Regions from separate parts of the Homo sapiens genome. Here region 1 is linked to region 2. The links are chromatin loops, found by intact Hi-C in ENCODE. Cell type or tissue: Calu3. All regions are shown on one strand. Links, peaks and the distances in the headings refer to the core of each region. The heading gives the core; the rest is flanking DNA. Region 1 overlaps CERT1 (ceramide transporter 1). Region 2 overlaps POLK (DNA polymerase kappa).

The links. A loop is a pair of places that touch in the nucleus more often than their neighbours do. Peaks named below come from ENCODE experiments on the same cell type or tissue, not always from the same donor. Only the 100,000 strongest peaks of a DNase experiment are listed, where the experiment ranks them.
Region 1: a loop joins it to region 2, with 1.8 times the contacts of the local background. A loop is called at or near these places in 3 of 110 quality-filtered maps.

Annotation. Positions count from the first base shown.
Region 1 is chr5:75,429,966-75,440,533 of GRCh38, reverse strand. All of the region lies in intron 3 of CERT1 (ceramide transporter 1), which reads left to right. Among named protein-coding and RNA genes, the nearest start is that of CERT1, 76 kb to the left of the region's middle. In Calu3, for the core only: no CTCF peak of the experiment used is centred there; no DNase peak of the experiment used is centred there.
Region 2 is chr5:75,560,874-75,572,565 of GRCh38, reverse strand. It overlaps POLK (DNA polymerase kappa), which reads right to left. Exons shown (of 15, transcript NM_016218.6): 4 at 3,074-3,226. Among named protein-coding and RNA genes, the nearest start is that of ANKDD1B, 45 kb to the left of the region's middle. RefSeq lists enhancers at 5,513-5,592, 5,613-5,832, 5,787-6,986. In Calu3, for the core only: no CTCF peak of the experiment used is centred there; DNase peaks (open chromatin) are centred at 5,785 and 6,405.

The sequences.
Region 1 (10,568 bases), core at 1,934-9,933, 130 kb after region 2:
ACCAGCTCCCATAAATGACCTTCAAATGAGTTGCTATATTTGATATTAGTTTTTAAATTATGATACAGGAATGACTAGGATTTGAAAAAGCTCTCCCGTGGTGGTTTGTGGGCAAATTTTTGCAAATGTTCTGATTTTCAGCGTGATTTGAGAAAAGTATCTTGAGGGTAAGCAAATAGGGTATTCAGTGAAGTTAATTGTACTGTACCTAGGTTTTAGACCATTGAAATATGATAAAAATCCTGTTTAATACTATTAGAAAATAAATGTTTTAAAATTTATTTGATTCATGATTGGTTCAGTTCCTGGAAATTATTGTCAGTTGAGCCTTTTCTTATAAAGTTAGTTTTCTTTCATATCTCTCCATCTGGTTCAGCAAGGGACTGTCTTATTTGGTTTCTACTGTATATGTACATTTTCAGTCTGAGTCTTGGTATTTAGGTTTAGTATAGAGAATTACACTTCTGGACTAACCATATCGTTTTACAGATAAAATGAAGCCCAGGGAAGGCAATAAGTAATGTGTCTAATTGTCTGTTACAGTGATTCAAAAGCACATTTTCTCACTCATGTTCTTGTGGGGTTTTTGCTACAGACTATAACTTCTCTAGTGGGGGACCCATAAGTATTTGAAAGCCTAAATAAATTTTAATATTAATGAGCATGAAATTGTCATGCTAAATTTTACCTCAGATAATATATTTATATTGACCTGGACAAGCTAAAATTGTTCCCATTGCGTATTTTAAATTACAATTTTATTGATTAAATTGCTGTCTTAGGTATTGTATCTGGCTCCTCATGTGGTTTGTTTTAAAATAGTAATATTGAAGTTAAATGTATGGATGCTCACAACACAGTCAGCTTGTTTGATTTTATTACGGGTTTCAGAATTTTATTTTCAGAAAAATCCTTTATTGTGCTTATGTTAACATTTAATCTTGTATTTTCTCATTTTCCATAATTAAAATGGAGAGAGACAATGTAGTTTAGGTGGAGGGAGTGGGAGTGAGGAACTGTGACATTAACAGCTAGGTAATTTTTGACACCATGAGGAAGTTACTTAATTTCTCTCTCAATTTCTTTGCTGTGCTTCTTGCTACAGAGTGTTATTAGGAAAAAGAAGAAGGTTTTCAAAAGGCAAGTGCTATTTTTTTTTTAAAGCCAACCTTTTTACTATGTTTTATACCACTTTCTTTGGAGGGTAGATAGACTGATGAACAAACTGTTCAGAATGATAATGTACGAGTTTATCTTCCACATAATTAAACCAAGCTACCAAATTTAGCTGCAACTTTAAGAGAGGTTTTTTGGCTTTTTTTTTTTGTTCAATTCAGTTTTTAGACATTTCTGGTATTTTATTTAATCGATAACTTTGAACTATATTATTTAATTTGAAATGCTTTTAAATGTTCTCAAAGCATCAAAGTCTAAAGCATAAAGGTATATATATATTGGATTTAGTCTAAAGGTTACTATTTTTTTTTGACCAGTAGTAACCTTCGTATCAGCTTTCACATCGAAAAATATTACTGACCTCCTCTAGTGGCCAAAAGATTGTTAATTTAAAAACATGTTCAGGCTGGTATTGCTCTTAAAAGAAAAAAAAAAAGATATGTCCTAATATAACAAAGGTATGGTCTCATTACTGTAGTATTCAGAAGTAGTAAACCTTGATCTGGGTAGGAGGTGTTTCAGTAAGTGCTTCATTGACCCAAGATGTTATTTTTTATTTATGTAGAACATGCTTAGGAATACTGCTTACAAATACTAACAAATTTGGGAAGCAGTTTTTTTGCAAAAAATTTGTATGAGGGATCTTAAAGCAAATATGTTGAAATGGAAAAATACTCCTATAGTAACTATATTTGAATTCCAGATTATTAATTTTGGTAGAATTTATGTTTTCAAAATAATGGATTGGTGATTAGAGGTTGTAAATGAGTTCACCTTCTTTTTTCTTGTGGAAGAGTAAGTGGAATTAAGAAAAAGCCAGTATGCCTTTAAAGTACTGTCCCCAAAACTGGTGCCACTGGGATTTTGAAAGCATGTTACAAATTTTAAGAACATTTAACACTGTATCAGTTATGACCACTGAGTAATTTCTTCTCATTTTCATCCTTACTTCCTTAACCCTGCTTCACCCTCAAAAAGCAGACATTATAAATGCAAATAAAAACTGTGGGTTTTCAAAGTGGATATCTTGAGAAGCCAAAGAGATGTGTTAACAAATTTTTATCAGTTTTTTAGAACAGTTTGATAACTTTTCTTTTAGAACTACTTTTGGTCCCTATAGTACTTTTTAAAGGTACTGATATCTTTGATGATAGATACGATTTTTGAGAGAAATTAAAAACTAATTGAGAGCCATGTCATATAAATAAAATCAATTTAAGAATTTAAGCTCTTCCTTTAATATAATGAGTCTTTTCTTTAATTTTTATTCTAAAATCACCAAAATGATTTGAAATAGCTCTATTTTGTGTAATAAATTGCTCTCAATATGGTTATGATAGGAACATTCAGGAAATTTCACACAATGACAGCATCATTAGCACAATTGTAGACATTACCAGAATGACTAATTTTTAAACAATGAAGGTGTATTTGTGTGTATATTTGTATTTGTTAAAAACTCAAAATTTTTATATTTGTAGTTATTGTAGTTACTGGCATAATGAACCCTCATTATTAAATTGAATAACAATGGAAGTAGGATTCATGAGTATACTATCTTTTCTTTTTTCTTTTTTTTTTTTTTTTTTAATGAGACAGAGTCTCACTCTGTTGCCCAGGCTGGAGTGCAGTGGTACAATCCCAGCTTACTGCAACCTCTGCCTCCCGGGTTCAAGCGAGTCTCCTGCCTCAGCCTCCCAAGTAGCTGGGACAATAGGCGTGCACCACCACACCCAGCTAATTTTCATATTTTTAGTAGAGACTGGGTTTTGCCATATTGGCCAGGCTGGTCTCAAACTCCTGACCTCAAGTAATCCACCTGCCTTGGCCTCCCAAAGTGCTGGGATTACAGGCGTGAGCCATCATGCCTGGCCTGTTTTCTTTTTCATTGGAATTATTTATACAGTATATAATGAAACTTATTTAAATGAAATTTTATTAGACTTAGAAGTACAAGTGTACTAAACTCGTAGCCTCCACATTTATCTGTTACCCATCACTTAAAATGTGTTGCATCGATTTTGCTGAAATGGAGTCTTGTTTTATCATGTCTTTGTTGTAAGATGATGTTACTTGTTTTGAAATAGTGGAACTTGAAGAAATACATAAGGGCACAAGACATATAGTGAAGACACCGTTAGTAAAGTGTTTAATGTTTATATTTTGTTTTAAGATCATTTTAAAAAATCAGTAGTTTTGACTTGCTCTGTTTAAGACTCATTAATACTGGACATGAATAGGGTGGATTCATTTGGATTTAAACTTCATACTGGGCCAGTTACAGTGGCTCCTGCCTGTAATCCCAGGACTTTGAGAGGCCAAGGTAGGAGAATCGCTTGACCCCAACAGTTTGAGACCAGCCTAGACAACGTAATAAGACCCCGTCTTTAAAAAAGTAAAAAATAAAAATAAATTAGTGGGGCATCTTTGCTGCATGCCATTAGTCCCAGCATGCAGCATACTTGGGAGGCTGAGATGGGAGGATTGTCTGAGCCTGTGAGATCGAGGCTCCTGCAAGCCATGACTGCCACTGCACTCCAGCCTGGGTAACAGAGCGATACCCTGTCTCAAAAGAAAAAACATATATATTCAAACTGTTGAGTTTTGAATATTTTCAAATAAATGTCCAAAATGTGTTTAATATTATAAAATATGGATTATAAGTTGTAGGGGGTATTATTATATTTCAAAAGACATTCCAATTTTGCTTAGAAATGAATCACACATAGGTATCTAAGTAACTTCTGAAATACCTTATATTTTCATCTGTTACAGAGAGATTCTTATTTTTAATTGCAGTCTCCCATATTTAAATCTAGCAAAAGAAAGAAAGGAAAGGGAAAGGGAAGGAAAAGGAAACCTTTACCAAAACCAGTATAAGAAATAGAGTACTACACTTACAAAGCTAGCATTGTGTCTCAGAAAAGAAGAAACTAGAGCCATTTTAGGTAAAGGACCTAACATGATACCTTTGCTCTAGGATTTTAATACACCTCATTCTTTCATAAGAATTTTCCACACAGGTGGCCGAGTGCAGTGGCTCACGCCTGTAATCCCAGCACTTAGGGAGGCCGAGGCGGGCAGATCATGAGGTCAGGAGATCGAGACCATCCTGGCTAACACGGTGAAACTCTGTCTCTACTAAAAATACAAAAAAATTAGCCAGGCATGGTAGCGGACGTCTGTAGTCCCAGCTACTCGGGAGGCCGAGGCAGAAGAATGGCGTGAACCCGGGAGGTGGAGCTTGCAGTGCGCCAAGATCGCACCGCTGCACTCCAGCCTGTGTGACAGAGCGATCCTCCGTCTCAAAAAAAATAAAATAATTTTTCACACAGGGACCTGCCGCTGCCCCAGCTGGCATGCATGCATGCACAGACCCCTATAGGTACACAAATATATGAGGACACCTGCAGGTACCCTGCTGGTGTGCACATGAGCAAGGACCCCCACTGCCCCACCTGTGCATATGTGCAGGGTGAGGGAGCCACCACCACCCTACCAGAGTGCTTTTGCCAGCAGTCCCCATCAGAGTGTTTTTACCAGCAGACTGGGAATGCCTTATCCCTCCAGTACAGCAGGTGCTTAACCTCTAGGGGCCAGACAGTAATCCTGGTCTCAGCCCCCCAGGATTAGAACACATCGCTAAGGAGTGCTGAACTAAGCCTTGGCCCCCTTAAAGTGTCCAGAAACGAAACCAATCAACTAAACCCAACTTACACCACAGTCAATTCCTTAAGAGCCTCAAACAATATAAAAAAAGAAAGCCCTATCCAAAAGACAGCAGCTTCAAAGATTAAAGGAACACCAGCCCACAGAGTTGAGAAAGAATTAGCACAAGAAGTCTAGCAACTCTAAAAGTCAGTGTCTGCTAACCTCCAAATTACCACCTAGCTCCCCAGCAATGGCTCTGAAGCAGACTGAAATGGCTAAAATGATAGCTACAGAATTCAGAATCTGGATGGCAAGGCAGCTCCTTGACAAACAAGAGAAGGTTGAAATGCAGTCCAAGGAACACAGTTAAACAGTCCAAGGGTTGAAAGATGACATAGCCATTTTAGGAAAGAACCAAACAGAACTTCTGGAAATGAAAAATTCACCACAGGAATTTCAGAACACAGTGGAAGTATTAATAGCAGAAAAGACCAAGCTGAAGAAAGAATCTCATAGCTTGAAGACCACTCCTTTGAATCAGTGCAGACAGACAGAAATAAAAGAGATAGAATTTTAAATAATGAACAAAACCTCCAAAAAATATGCCTACATCAAGAACTTAGAATGATCACAAATTTACAACCTAACATCACCATGATGAACTAGAAAAACAAGACCAACCCCAAAGCCAGCAGGATAAATCAAATAAAATGAGAGCTGATCTGAATGAAACTGAGACATGTAATCTGTGCAGAAAATCAACAAAATGAAAACTTGGTTCTTTGGAAAAATAAGATTGATAGACTTCTAGCTAGACTACTAATGAAAAAAAGAAGATCCAAATAAACACACTTAGAAATGACAAAGGTGACATTACCACTCATCCCACAGAAATACAAAAAACCCTCAGAGATTAAAAACCTCTGTGCACAAAAACTACAAAACCTAGAAATAGGTGAATTCCTGGAAACATAAAACCTTCCAAGGTTTGACCAGGAAGTAAATGAAATCCTGAACAGACCAATAACAAGTTCAGAAATGGAATCAGTAATTAAAAAAAAAAAAACCTACCAATCAGAAAAAGCCGTGGACCACATGGATTCATAGCTCTATTCTACCAGATGTATAAAGAAGAATTGGTACCAATGCTACTGAAATTATTCCGGAAAAAATTAAGGAGTACATATTCCTCCCTAACTCATTCTGAGGCCAGCATCATTCTTATACCAAAACCTGGCAGAGACACAACAAAAAACTTCAAGCCAATATCCCTGATAAACTGAGATGCAAAAATCCTCAGCAAAATATTAGCAAATTGAATACAGCAGCACGTCAAAACACCACCACAATCAAGTAGGCTTTATTCCTGGAATGTAAGGTTGTTTCACCATATGCAAATCAATAAATGTGATTCATCAGATAAACAGAACTAGAAATGAAAAACACATGATCATCTCAGTGGATAACAGGAAAGGCCTTAGATTAAACATCCCTTCATGATAAAAAAAAAAAAAAAAAAACCTCAACAAACTAGGCATTGAAGGAACATACCTCAAAACAATATAAGCCATCTTTGACAAACTCACAGCCGATGTAATACTGAACAGGCAAAAGCTGGAAGTACCCCCTGTGATAACCAGGAAAAGACAAGGATGTCCACTCTCACCACTCCTATTGAACATAATGCTGGAAGCTCTTAGCCAGAACGATAAGTCAAGAGAAGGAAATAAAAGGCATCTGGATTGGAAAAGAGGAAGTCAGACTATCTTCACAGATAATAAATATTATTCTATTCCTAGAAAACCCCATAGTCTCTGCCCAAAGGCTCCTAGAACCAATAAACAAATTCAGGGTATAATATCAATGTACAAAAATCAGTACCACAAGCCAAGCACCATGGCTCATGCCTGTAATCCCAGCCCCTTGGGAAGCTGAAGCAGAAGGATCACTTGAGACCAGGAGTTGGAGACTAGACTGGGCAAAAAGAGTGAGACCCCATCTCTACAACAAATCAAAAAATTACCTGGGTGTAGTGGCATGCACTTGTAGTCCCAGCTACTTTGGAGGCTGAGGCAGGAGGACCACTGGAGCCTAGGAGGTTGAGGCTTCAGTGAGCCATGATCACACCACTGCACTCCAGCCTGGGTGACAGCACGAGACCCTATCTCGATAAAACAAAATCAGTACCATTTCTATACACCAATAACATCCAAGCTGAGAGTCAGATCAGGAATGCAGTCCCATTCACAGTAACCACAAAAGGAATTAAATACCTAGGAATACAGCTAACCAGGTAAGTGTTAAAGATCTCTACAATGAGAATTATAAAACACTGCTGAAGGAAATTGGAGATGACACAAACAAATGGAAAAACATTCCGTGCTTATGGATAGGAAGAATCAATATTGTTAAAACTGCTGTAATGCCCAAAGCAGTTTACAGATTCATTGCCATTTCTATCAAACTACTAATGTCTTTTTTCACAGAATTAGAAAAAACTATTTTAAAATTCATATGGTACCAATAAAGGTCCCAAATAGAACAATCCTCAGCAAAAAGAACAAAGCTGGAGGTATCACACTACCTAATTTTAAACTGTATTACAATGCTACAGTAACAAAACAGCATAGTACTGGTACAAAAACAGACACATGACCAGTGGAATAGGTTAGATAACCCAGAAATAAAGCCTCACAACCACAACCATCTGTTCTTCGAAAAAGTTGACAAAAATAAGCAATAGGGAAAAGGCTCCCTATTTAATACATGGTGCTAGTATACCAGGCTAGCCATATGCAGAAGATTGAAACTGGATGCCTTCCTCTCACCTTGTACAAAAATTAACTCAAGATGGATTAAAGACATAAATGTAAGTTCTAAAACTATAAAAACCCAAGTAGGAAATCTAGGACATACTGGTCTAGGCATAGGCCTTGGTGAAGATTTCATGAAGAAGTCTCCAAAAGCAATTGCAACAAAAACAAAAATTGACAAGTGAAACCTAATTATAGAGCTTTTGCAAAGCAAGAGAAACTATCAACAGAGTAAACAGACAACATACAGAAAGAGAGAAAGTATTTGCCAACTATGCATACAACAAAGGTCTGATATCCAGAATATAAGGAACTTAAATCAAGCAAAACCTAAACAACCCCATTAAACGATGGGCAAAGGACATGAACAGACACTTCTCAAAAGACATCCATGCTGCCATCAAGCATGTGAAAAAGTGTTCAACATCACTGTTTGTTAGATAAATGTAAATCAGAACCATCTCACCAATCAGAATGTCTGTTACAACAAATTCAGAAAATAACAGATGTTGGTGAGGTTGCAGAGAAAAGGGAATGCTTGGCCGGGCGTGGTGGCTCATGCCTGTAATCCCAGTACTTTGGGAGGCCAAGGCAGGCGGATTACGACGTCAGAGATCGAGACCATCCTGGCTAACATGGCAAAACCCTGTCTCTACTAAAAATACAAAAACAAAATTAGCCGGGTGTGGTGGCTAGCGCCTGTAGTCCCAGCTATTCAGGAGGCTGAGGCGAGAGAATGGCATGAACCCTGGAGGTGGAGCTTGCAGTGAGTTGAGATCGCGCCACTGCATTGCAGCCTGGGTGACAGAGCAAGTCTTCATCTCAAAAAAAAAAAAGGGGGGGGGAATGTTTATACACTGCTGGTGGGAACGTAAATTAGTTCAGCCACTGTGGAATGTAGTTTGGTGATTTCTCAAACAACTTAAAACAGAACTACCATTTGACCAGCAATCTCATTACTGTGTATATACCCATAGGAATATAAATCATTCCTCCATAAAGACCACATGCATGTGTATGTTCATCACAACATTTTTCACAATAGCAAAAACATGGAATGAACCTAAATGCCCATCAACAGTAGACTGGATAAATAAAATGTGGCATATATACCCCATGGAATACTACACAGCCATAAAAAGGAGTGAGATCATGTCCTTTGCAGCCACATGGATGGAACTGGTGGCCATTATCCTTAGTAAACTAATGCAGGATCAGAAAAACAAATACTGCATGTTTTCATTTATAAGTGAGAGCGAAATAATGAGAACACATGGGCCAAATCATGGAGCTTATCTAATAATTTATGTCCAACATTAGCTCTAATTAGTTCATTTCCAACCCCATAACACAGAGAAGGGATCAGGTGGGTGATGCCAACAGTTCCTGCCATGACAGAGCTCACATAGCAGGGCCACAGAAGCATTGTTCATCCAAAGTGTTTCCTGAGCTCCCTCTGCCTGCTGGACCACCTCTTCAGTGTAGTAAGTCTGGAATGGGTGCTAATTCCCTTCTTCATGAAATGGATGCAGTTAGAGGCCATTATCCTAAGTGAATTAACACAGGAACAGAAAACCAAATACCACATGTTCTTACTTAAAAGTGGGAGGTAAACATTCAGTACATATGGACACAAAGAGGGAAACAATAGACACTGGGCCCTACTTGAGGGTGGAGGATGGGAGGAGGGCTAGGGACAAAAAAATACCTGTCAGGCACTAAGCTCACGTCCTAGGTGATGAAATTATTTTATACCAAACTCCAGCAGCATGCAATTTACCCATGTAATAAACCTCCACATGTATTGCCTGAACCTAAAATTAAAATTGAAAAACAGTAAGTCTTTTGTTTGTTTGAGATAGTCTGTCTGTGTCACCCAGACTGGAGTACAGTGGCACAATCCTAGCTCAGTGCTATCTCGAACTTCTGGATGCAAGGGATCCTCCTGCCTCGGCCTTCCAAGTAACTGAGACTACAGGAGCACACCACAATGCCCCACTAACTTTTAAAAACTTTTTTTGTAGAGATGGTGTCTCGCTTTATTGCTCAGGCTGGTCTTGAACTCCTGGGATTAAGCAGTTCTCCTGCCTTGGCCTCCAGAGTGCTGGGATTACAGGTGTGAGCCACTGCACCTAATCAAGAACTCTTTTTTTTTTTGTGAACTGATTGCTGTAATTAGAATTCCATTTTGCTGTGATTCTGTTATGTTGAAACAAGCTTACATTTTTTTCTTTATCAACTTTATTGGGGTACAATTTACATTTACATTCTTAAAAAGTACCCATTTTAATTGTACAGTTTCAGTTTTGACAGATGTAGTCTACACTTCCCACATTTTCTTCTACCTCTTTGTATTCAGTGCCCCCATTGTACTCTGGCCTGCTCTTGTTTGTCATAGATTAGTTTTGTCTTTTTTAAAAATCAGTTTTCTTGAGGCATAATTTGCATACCATGAAGTACATGCTTTTGATTACCTTTTCATTAATCATTTTCCTGGCTCCAGAATGTTTATATTCCTTCATCACTAAGACATTGCTTTGAGATGTGGATTCATGTAAGTCTCGGAGAAGAGCTTTGATTCCACCTTGTCTTAAAATTATGTGTAATTTGTTAGCCAATTAAGAGTTGAGAACATATTGAAGTACTTTTTATAGATAGAATGTTTTATAAGCAAGCATTATTAAAAAGTGTGACCATTTTACTTTGGCAACTGGTAGGTGTTAGAAGTTTGAAATTTAAGAGGCTACTTGTTTTCATATGGATAAATTCCTAGTGTCTGCCTGAAAATGTCCATTTCTTTTTTCATGAACTGTTACTTTGGTTACAGATTCCTTTCCTCCTCTCGTCATCCTCTTTCTTTTTTTTTTCCATTTTGACCAGATCCATCATCTGATTATTGATGTTGGGGGTGGGGACAAGTTTCCTCCT
Region 2 (11,692 bases), core at 1,510-9,509:
GAGTTATGTTACATGAAAGTAATAGTATGGTAAGTTGTATAGAATAGTCATAAAATAATAGTATAGTACAATTAGTATAGATGTTACATTATATAAAGTAATAGTATAGTATAATAGTAAACTTTTCGAATTTGGTCTATTTGGGATTTTGGAAACTTTTCATCTAGAACAAAAATAAAAGGTCTATGTGGTCAGCCAAATTAAGTCTCCAAAATGAAGTGATTAAAGCTTAAAATAAGTTTAGAAATTAAGGTTTTTCTTAAGGCTTAATTATCTTTTTTGCTGAAAACATTTTGACTAGGAGATGGAACTACAAAAGTATGAGAGTAAAAAGGAGAATATTGCTTATTAAATCCTGTTGGTGATGATATCTGATGAAAGTCTATGTGAACGTGGTAGACCACAGTACTATTTATAAAACAAATTTTATCACAAATTAAATCCTTATTTAGAATCTCAAGTGAAATTTCAAAGAAATGCAAAACAGAAACAAATGAAGGGATTATTTCAGAATAATATGAATTTTCGTCTAATGATTTTCAAATGGCACTTAAAACATCTTGATAGTACTCAGAACTATACTAATCCTTGGTCAGTGTTCTGGAACAGAAAATGTGGATAGCACTAGAAACAAAACCAATGGTTTAGTAAATAAGTTTAATATAATTGACATAAAAGCTAGATCTATAGCAGAGGACAAACAAACTTTTAAATAAGAATTTCTCTAACTTTTAGATTTGTGGTATATTGTAGATCACAGCCACAATACTTTACAAGTTACTCTTATCAAAAGTGGGTTCTAGTTCCTCATGCCACGTGACTTGCCTTGATAAAAATAATGTGAAGGAAGTGACACTGAGTTCTGAAACCTAGGCTTTTGCTTTTTGTAATCCAGCAACCATTGTAAATATTTTGGGGTAGATTACTAAATGTTGAAGCAACAATGGAGAGGAGAAAGTTCTGAAGCTGGAATCCATTCCAATCTCCTCAGTCGAAGTGCCAGACCTATGAATGAAGCCACCTTGGATTTTTTAGCCTCAGTTAAATTGCCCTAGCCAACTCCAGGTAGAGCAAGGTTGAGCCATCGCCATCGCACTCTGCTCAAATTACAGAATCATGAGCAAATAAATTTTGGCTGTCCACTAAATACTGGGGGAGGCTGTTATGCAGCAATAGGTAACTGCTGTAGGATCTCAGTTGCAACTCTCAGTGCCAAGTTAGAACATTTCAAAAATCCATCAAATTCGCCAAAAAAGAATTTTATCAGTGGGAATAATCAAACAATCACTCCCATTAATTTGTAGATATACTTTCATATGTTTAATAGGACAAAAAGTTATGCTTAGTAGAAGGGAAAACTATTTGTTCAACATACAAAAGGGGTAATCTTTGTTTAAATATAACAATAATTTTGAATTTAGAAACAATAACTGATTTTTAGGAGGACAGAAATTGTAGGAAAGAAAATATTTTGTAGATTTCAAAAGCAGTTGGTTTAGCTTTAACATGGCTACAGCAAGTTTGTATGTATACACATACATAAACATACATAAATTTATGGTGTTATATCTTAATAAAATTAAATATATTTTTTGAAATATTTATTGATGATTTGTAGGAAAGGGGAGTTTCCTTTCAAAAAACAGTGTTTTGGAATCAGACTTATCAGCTGCCTGCATACTCACAGAGGCAGAGATAAAAAAACAAACAGATTATAGTTTTATAATAAAATAATCACTCAGTAAGAATTAGTTTTGTAGCTATCTAAGGCATGGGAAGGAGTTAGGAACAGGGAAGAACTCTTCTTGTTTTTCTAATACTTTTTAAATATTATCTCATCTATTTTAGTTGCTACTTTTAATTTCCAACACACTTTCAGCCACACATAGCTATCCTGGTTCTTCTAAGGTTAGAGTGGTAAAAAGGAAGAGCAACTCAGTAATCAGAAAAGCAAAAGTTCTAAGTCATGGGAAAAACAATTTAACTGCATTCTAAATGTACTCTATTAACGAAGTATGTTATTCCAGAACTAGGGTTGGCAAACCTTTTCTTTTCTGTGGAAGTCCAGATAGTAATCATTTTAGGCTTTGCAGATCACTTAATTATTGAACTCTGCTCTTTTAGTGCAACAATAGTAATAAATAAATGGGTGTGACTTTGTTCCAATAAAAAGCTGGATTTGGCCTGCAGATCAGTTTGAAAATCTCTATTAATACTTTAGAATAACATTTCCTTTTCTTTCTTCTTCAACTCTCTTTAACTAGAACGGTTACTTATGGAAAAATTTAATTTGCCATGGAAATTATTAGGTTTGTAACTTTGGGCAAGTTATTAAACATCTCTCTGAGTTTTCTTTTTTGCCAAATGGAAATAAAAACTAGTACCTTAAAGCAGCAGTTCCTAACCTTTTTGGCACCAGAGACTGGTTTCGTGGAAGACAATTTTTCCACGGACTGGTGGGGTGATAGTTTTGAGATGATTCAAGCACGTCACATTTATTGTGCACTTTATTCCTATTATAATTACATTGTAATATATAATGAAATAATTACACAACTCACCATAATGTAGAATCAATGGGAGCCCTAAGCTTGTTTTCCTGCAATTAGAGAATCCCATCTGGGGGTGATGGGAGACAGTGATAGATCATCAGGCATTTGATTCTCATAATGAGTATGTAACCTGGATCCCTCACATGTGCAGTTCACAATAGAGTTTGCACTCCTATGAGAATCTAATGCCACAACTGATCTGACAGAGCTCGGGCATACTGCAAGTGATGGGAAGTGGTTGTAAATACAGACGAAGCTTCGTTTGCTTGCCTGACGCTCACCTCCTGTTGTGAGGCCCAGTTCCTAACAGACCATGGACCAATACCAATCTGTGAACTGGGGGTTGGGGTCCCCTGCCTTAAAGTATGTTGAAAGGATTCAGTAATTGAGTCATATATAAGGCACCCAGAAAAATACTCAGCAAACTGGTAGACCTCAATAAAGAATTCCCCCTTCATGAAACAGTAAAGCTTACTTGAGTACGTTATAAAATTTCCTTTTTGTATTTGATCTTTACTTACCAGCATACTCATTGATCCTACAGCAATGGGTTTATCCTTCAATTCTGGATTGTCCCTCATTTCTACAGCTGCATAGAAAGCATCCATGTCAATGTGCACTATGGTATTGCTCAAATTTCGGCTTTGTTCTAATTCCATTGCAAATCTGTCAACCTTAATTTTTTAAAAAAGTTAACATACTTTTAGACAACATAATATTGAAACACCATTAACCACAACATTAATCTTAATTTATTAAGTGTCTATCAGTCTCTGTCCACACACCCATTCATCCATCCATCCATCCATTCATCCATCCACCCATCCACTTACTTATGGGTGTGTATTTTGTTGTTCATGGGTGTTTATGGGTTTATATTTTATTATTGTTTATAAGTGTTTATCTATGTATATTGTATTGTTTTTTAAATTAAAATTGGTAATTGCTTTTATTTTCATAGAGACAGCCTATCCTCAAATATAATTCCCTACTAACCCTTTCATCTCTCCATACCCTTAGGCACATAACAGGAACTTAATATTTAATGAATGAATGATCTAATCCAACTGCTTTTATCAAATGATTCTACTGCTTTATAAATTTGGAGTCCAACTCACTATAACTAAAAGCTTCAATGTAAGTAAAATAAACAACTGACATTTGATTCATAATAATAATGTCTTAAAAAAGCAACAAAGGAAATATACAACAAAATATAGTACCTCTTTGGCATATGATGTTTATGCTGAACAGGAAGGTACAACTGAAGATACTGTAGCATAATGTAAATGTTCCTCTGTAGAATTGCTTTTATAATGTTAAAATTTGATGTTAATCTATACAAGTAAAATTTAAAACCCAAGCTGTAATTTATTCTTCATGAACTTTAATATATATGTCAAATACAATAGTGAAGATTCTTAATCTTTAAAGAATTTTAGTTTCTTCAGAGAAAACTAACAACTTAGTTTTACAACGAGAAAGAAATGAAAGGGGGTAGAAATAAACAAAGGAAGCAAGTAAGAAAAGTGATTTTGCAGCAGACATACTCATTTCTAACTTCCATTTTTGTGGCCGGCCTCCACTATCAAGGCAAGAAAGGCTAAATACTCACTTTCCCAGCTTACCCTGCAGCTGGAGGTGGCTGTGTAATAGTTGTGATCTATGCAACATAGGGAAGTTACCAAGACCATTAAAGTAAAAATCATAAGAAAGCTATTAAATAAGCTGGAAAATATACAGAACATAGAACAGTACCTGGTACATGGCACAAGTTCAATAAATACATCTATTACTAAAAGGATCAATGGATAGCTGCATAATAAAACATTAAAAACTGAGAGAAAAACAGCCAGCAATGAGCAAGTGGGGTCATCTATGGAACGTGGAGTTCCCTCTAGCAAGTTTTCTCAAAGGTGGAGAGCTATAGGTGTATATGTGGCTTTTTCCCTCATGTTGTACTCCAGCTTTGCCTCCACTCTGCAGAATTTTTTTTATGTCCTTCCTTCTTAGTCTTACTGTGACACTAGCTGCCCACTAGTCGCAGGTTAAAACTATAACTCCTCTTTTAGAAGCAATCACCCTGACTCATGTTTGTCTACAGGAGGTACAGTGAAATCTGTAGGAGGCTTCCCCTTGTTTAGGCTACAGCTCACTGAATGACCTGGGTTGCTCTATGCCTTCCTCAGGCTGTTCCTCTGTCTAGAGTGCCTTTCCAAGCTCTGTCACAAGCCTTCAAGGATCAGCTGAAATATCTCTTCGTATCTTAATGGAATGTCTGTCCTCTGTGCCACAGAATTTAATGTTCCTTGCTTTCCTGCTCTTGCATGGCACTTACTGTATTAGATACTAAATTGTCAGTTCCTTCAGGAGAAAGACCTTATCTGATTTCAAATTATTTTCTCACAAGAGAGACGGGGAGGGGAGACTAGAAGGAGAAAAATAATGAATTTATAGCAGTATATTAAAGTTGGTTTAAAAAGTGAAAGGAGTACTAGTAGAAAAATCTTGAAGAAGGCTAACTTCTTACAGTAAAATCCCATACCTAATAAATGGAACCTTTCAATATTACCAAAATTTAACATGCTAATTAAAACCTACTTCTTTTAGTACCTCAATTCTGAACCAGAGAATAGCACCATGACCACATATAAACAAATTATGGAGATTAACAAAAACAAATGTAAACTAAAAACTACTCTATTTTAATCCAGAAAATATACCTAAGAAATAACAGTCAAATGAGAATAAGAAAGTGGCATCTGAAATACTTGGACATGGAATCATCTAGAAAAGAAAAAGATAATAAATAGAAAGCAAGTCAAATGGGAAAAAATTCTCCTCAGACTCATATATTAATGCTATAATAATGTCTTCAGCAAGCTATTCTCTTTTTTTGTGCTTAAAGCAAGTGTAGTTGCCAAAAGGAAACCTCTCCACTGCATGACTCATACATTCCACTTTCCTTTACTATCTCTCATTAGTCACCCTTGTCTGAACTCTTTTCTTTCTACATCAACCAGATGCATGCCACTACTGCTTTTAAAAGTTTCTTCAACTGAAATCCCCATTCATATTGTCCTTTCTTCCATTTTCCAATGACTTTCAAGTTCTGATCTGAGTCTCCAACATGCACGTTGTTCCTTTTGCTACTGCTCAAAACTGGTGTGTGTCACACTCGTTAAGAATAACGGCTTCGGGGATTCCCGGGTAAGATGGCTGCAGCTCCCAGTGAGACCAAGGCAGAAGGCAGGTGATTTCTGCATTTCCAACTGAGGTACCCGGCTCACCTCACTGGGACTGATTAGAAAGTGGGTGCAGGCCACGAAAGGCTAGGAGAAGCAGGGTGGGGTGTCACCTCACCTGGGAAGCACAAGGGGTCTGGGAACTCCCTCCCCTAGCCAAGGGAAGCCGTGAGGGACTGTGCCGTTGGTGAGGGATGGTGCTATCCAGCCTAGATATTACGCTTTTCCCACTGTCTTCACAACCTGGAGACCAGGAGATTTCACGGGGTGCCTACACAACCAGGGCCCTGGGTTTCAAGCACAAAACTGGGCGGCCATTTGGGCAGACACTGAGCTAGCTGCAGGAGTTTTTTTTCATACCCCAGTGGTGCCTGAACGCCAGAGAGACAGAACCGTTCATTCCCTGGGAAACGGGGCTGAAGCCAGGGAGCTGAGTGGTCTGGCTCAGCGGATCCCACGCCCACGGAGCCCAGCAAGCTAAGATCCACTGGCTTGAAATTCTCGCTGCTGGCAGAGCAGTCTGAAGTTGACCTGGGACACTCCAGCTTGGTGAAGGGAGGTGCGTCATCCATTACTGAGGCCTGAGTAGGTGGTTTTCCCCTCACAGTGTAAACAAACCCAGTGGGAAGTTCGAACTGGGTGGAACCCACCACAGCTTGGCAAGGCCACTGTAGCCAGACTGCCTTCCTAGATTCCTCCTCTCTGGGCAGGGCATCTCTGAAAGAAAGGCCACAACCCCAGTCAGGGGCTTATTGATAAAACTCCCATCTCCCTAGGACAGAGCACCAGGGGAAAGGGGCAGTTGTGGGCACAGCTTCAGCAGACTTAAACATTCCTGCCTGCTGGCTCTGAAGAGAGCAGCGGATCGCCCAGCACAGCGCTCAAGCTCTGCTAAGGAACAGACTGCCTCCTCAAGTGGGTGCCTGACCCCAATGCCTCCTGATGGCAGGGGTTGACAGACACCTCATACAGGAGAGCTCCAGCTGGCATCTGATGGTGCCCCTCTGGGATGAAGCTTCCAGAGGAAGGAACAGGCAGCAATCTTTGCTGTTCTGCAGCCTCCACTGGTGATACCCAGGCAAACAGGGTCTGGAGTAGACCTCCAGCAAACTCCAGCAGAACTTCAGAAGAGGGTCCTGCTAGAAGGAAAAATAACAAACAGAAAGCAACAGCATCAACATCAACAAAGAGGATAACCACGCAAAAACGCCATTCAAAGGTTACCAAAATCAAACACTAAAGGTAGATAAATCCACAAAGATGAGGAAAAAACAGTGCAAAAAGGCTGAAAATTCCAAATAACAGAACACCTCTGTTCCTCCAAAGAATCCCAACTTCATGCCAGCAAGGGAACAAAACTGGATGGAGAATGAGTTTGACAAATTGACAGAAGTAGGCTTCAGAAGGTGGGTAATAACAAAGTCCTCCGAGCTAAAGGAGCATATTCTAACCCAACACAAGGAAGCTAAGAACCTTGATAAAAGGTTACAGGAACTGCTAACTAGAATAACCAGTTTAGAGAAGAACATAAATGACCTGATGGAGCTGAAAAACACAGCACAAGAACTTCGGGAAGCATACACAAGTATCAATAGCTGAATTGATCAAGCGGAAGAAAGGATATCAGAGACTGAAGATCAACTTAATGAAATAAAACATGAAGACAAGGTTAGAGAAAAAAGAATAAAAGGAACAAACAAAGCCTCTTAGAAATATGGGACTATGTGAAAAGACCAAACCTACATTTGATTGGTGAAACTAAAACTGACAAGAAGAATGGAACCAAGTTGGAAAACACTCTTCAGGATATTATCCAGGAGAACTTCCCCAACCTAGCAAGAAACGCCAACACTCAAATTCAGGAAATACAAAGAAAAACACAAGATACTCCTCGAGAAGAGCAACCCCAAGACACATAATCATCAGATTCACCAAGGTTGAAATGAAGGAAAAAATGTTAAGGGCAGCCAGAGAGAAAGGTCAGGTTACAAAGGGAAGTCCATCAGAATAACGGCAGATCTCTCTGCAGAAACCCTACAAGCCAGAACAGAGTGGGGGCCAACATTCAACATTCTTAAAGAATTTTCAACCCAGAATTTCATATCCAGCTAAATTAAGCTTCATAAGTGAAGGAGAAATAAAATCCTTTACAGACAAGCAAATGCTGAGGAATTCTGTCACCACCAGGCCTGCCTTACAAGAGCTCCTGAAGGAAGCACTGAATATGGAAAGGAAAAACCGGTACCAGGCACTGCAAAAGCATACCAAAATGTAAAGACCACTGACACTTGAAGAACCTGTATCAACTAATGGGCAAAATAACCAGCTAGCATCATTATGACAGGATCAAAATAAATGCCCCAATTAAAAGACACAGACTGGCAAATTGGATAAAGAGTCAAGACCCATCAGTGTGCTCTATTCAGGAGACCCATCCCATGTGCAAAGACACACAACGGCTCAAAATAAAGACATGGAGGAAGATTTACCAAACAAAAAAGAAAGGAAAGAAAGAAAAGAAAGAAAGAAAGAAAGAAGAAAAAAAAGCAGGGGTTGCAATCCCAGTCTCCGATAAAACAGATTTTAAACCAACAAAGATGAAAAGAGACAAAGAAGGGCATTACATAATGGTAAAGGGATCAATGTAACAAGAAGAGCTAACTATCCTAAACATATATGCACCCAATGCAGTAGCACCCAGATTCATAAAGCAAGTTCTTAGAGACCTACAAAGAGACTTAGACTCCCACACAATAACAGTGGGAGACTTTAACACCCCACTGTCAACATTAGACAGATCAACGAGACAGAAAATTAACATGGATATTCAGGACTTGAACTCAGCTCTGGACCAAGCAGACCTAATAGACATCTACAGAACTTTCCACCCCAAATCAACAGGATATACATTCTTCTCAGCAACACATCGCAATTATTCTAAAATTGACCACATAATTGGAAGTAAAACACTCCTCAGCAAATGCAAAAGAACAGAAATCATAACAGTCTCTCAGACCACAGCGCAATCAAATTAGAACTCAGGATTAAGAAACTCACTCAAAATTGCACAACTACGTGGAAACTGAACAACCTGCTCATGAATGACTCCTGGATAAATATGAAATTAAGGCAGAAATAAGTAAGTTCTTTGAAATCAATAAGAGAACAAAGACACAATGTACCAGAATCTCTGGGACACAGCTAAAGCAGTGTTTAGAGGTAAATTTATAGCACTAAATGCCCATAGGAGAAAGCAGGAACGATCTAAAATCAACACCCTAACATCACAATTAAAATAATTAGAAAAGCAAGAGCAAACAAATTCAACAGCTAGCAGAAGACAAGAAATAACTGAGATCAGAGCAAAACTGAAGGAGATAGAGACACGAAAATCCCTTAAAAAAATCAATGAGTTCAGGAGCTGGTTTTTTTGAAAAGATTAACAAAATAAGCAGACTGCTAGCCAGACTACCAACCAAAAAAAAGTCCAGGACCAGACAGATTCACAGCCAGATACAGTGGCTCACGTCTGTAATCCCAGCACTTTGGGAGGCTGAAGCGGGCAGATCACCTGCGGTTGGGAGTTCAAGACCAGCCTGACCAACATGGAGAAACCCCACCTCTACTAAAAACACAACAATTCACAGCTGAATTCTACCAGAGGTACAAAGAGGAGCTGGTACCATTCCTTCTAAAACTATTCCAAACAACAGAAAAAGAGGGACTCCCCGCTAACTCATTTTATGAGGCCAGCATCATCCTGATACCAAAACCTGAGAGAGACACAACAACAACAAAAAAATTTCAGGCCAATATCCCTGATGAACATCAATGCGAAAATCCTCAATAAAATACTGGCAAACCAAATCCAGCAGTACATTAAAAAGCTTATCCAACGCAATCAAGTCAGCTTCATCCCTGGGATGTAAGGCTGGTTCAACATATGCAATTCAATAAACGTAATCCATCACATAAACAGAACCAATGACAAAAACTACATGATTATCTCAATGGATGCAGAAAAGACCTTGGATAAAATTCAACACCCCTTCATGCTAAAAACTCTCAATAAACTAGGTATTGATGGAACGTATCTCAAAATAATAAGAGCTATTTATTACAAACCCACAGCCAATATCATACTGAATGGACAAAAGCTGGAAGCATTCCCTTTGAAAACCAGCACTAGACAAGGATGTCCTCTCTCACCACTCCTATTCAACATAGTATTGGAAGTTCTGGTCAGGGCAATCAGGCAAGAGAAAGAAATAAAGGGTATTCAATTAGGAAGAGAGGGAGTCAAATTACCTCTGTTTGCAGGTGACATGATTGTATATTTAGAAAACCCCATTGTCTCAGCCCAAAAACTCCTTAAGCTGATAAGCAACTTCAGCAATGTCTCAGGATACCAAATCAATATGCAAAAATCACAAACTTTCCTATACACCAATAGACAAACAGAGAGCCAAATCATGAGTGAACTCTCACTCACAATTGCTACAAAGAGAATAAATAAAATACCTAGGAATACAAATTACAAGGGATGTGAAGGACCTCTTCAAGGAGAGCTACAAACCACTGCTCATGCAAATAAAGGAGGACACAAACAAATGGAAAAACATTCCATACTCATGGATGGGAAGAATCAATATGGTAAAAATGGCCATACTGCCCAAAGTAATTTATAGATTCAATGCTATTCCCATCAAGGTACCACTGACTTTCTTTACAGAATTAGAAAAAACTACTTTAAATTTCATATAGAACCAAAAAAAGAGCTTGTATAGCCAAGACAATCCTAAGCAAAAAGAACAAAGCTGGAGGCATCATGCTACCTGGCTTCAAACTATACCACAAGGCTATAGTAGCCAAAACAGCATGGTACTGGTAACAAAGCAGATATATAGACCAATAGAATAGAACAGAGGCCTCAGAAATAACACCACATATCTACAACCATCTGATCTTTGACAAACCTGACAAAAACAAGCAATGGGGAAAGGATTCCCTATTTAATAAATGGTGTTGGGAAAACTTGCTAGCCATATTCAGAAAACTGAAACTGGACCCCTTCCTTACACCTTATACAACAATTAACTCAAGATGGATTAAAGACTTAAATATAAGACCTAAAACCATAAAAACCCTAGAGGAAAACCTAGGCAATACCATTCAGGACACAGGCATGGGCAAAGACTTCATGACTAAAACACTGAAAGCAATTGCAACAAAAGCCAAAATTGACAAATGGGATCTAATTAAACTAAAGAGCTTCTGCACAGCAGAATAAACTATCAGCAGAGTGAACAGGCAACCTACTGAATGGGAGAGAATTTTTGCTATCTATCCATCTGACAAACAGCTAATATCCAGAATCTACAAGGAACTTACACAAATCTACAAGAAAAAACCAAACAACCCCATCAAAAAGCAGGCAAAGGATATGAAGAGACACTTCAAAAGAAGACCTTTATGCAGCCAACAAACAAAAAAGCACATCATCAATGGTCATTAGAGAAACGCAAATCAAAACCACAATGAGATACCATCTCACACCAGTTAGAATGGCAATCATTAAAAAGTCAGGAAACAACAGATGCTGGAGAGGATGTGGAGAAATAGGAATGCTTTTACACTGTTGGTGGGAGTGTAAATTAGTTCAACCATTGTGGAAGACAGTGTGGCGATTCCTCAAGGATCTAGAACCAGAAATACCATTTGACCCAGCAATCCCATTACCAGTTATATACCCAAAAGATTATAAATCATTCTACTATAAAGACACATGTACATGTATGTTTACTGCAGCACTATTCACAATATCAGACTTGGAACCAACCCAAATGCCCATCAATGATAGACTGGATAAAGAAAATGTGGCACATATACATCATG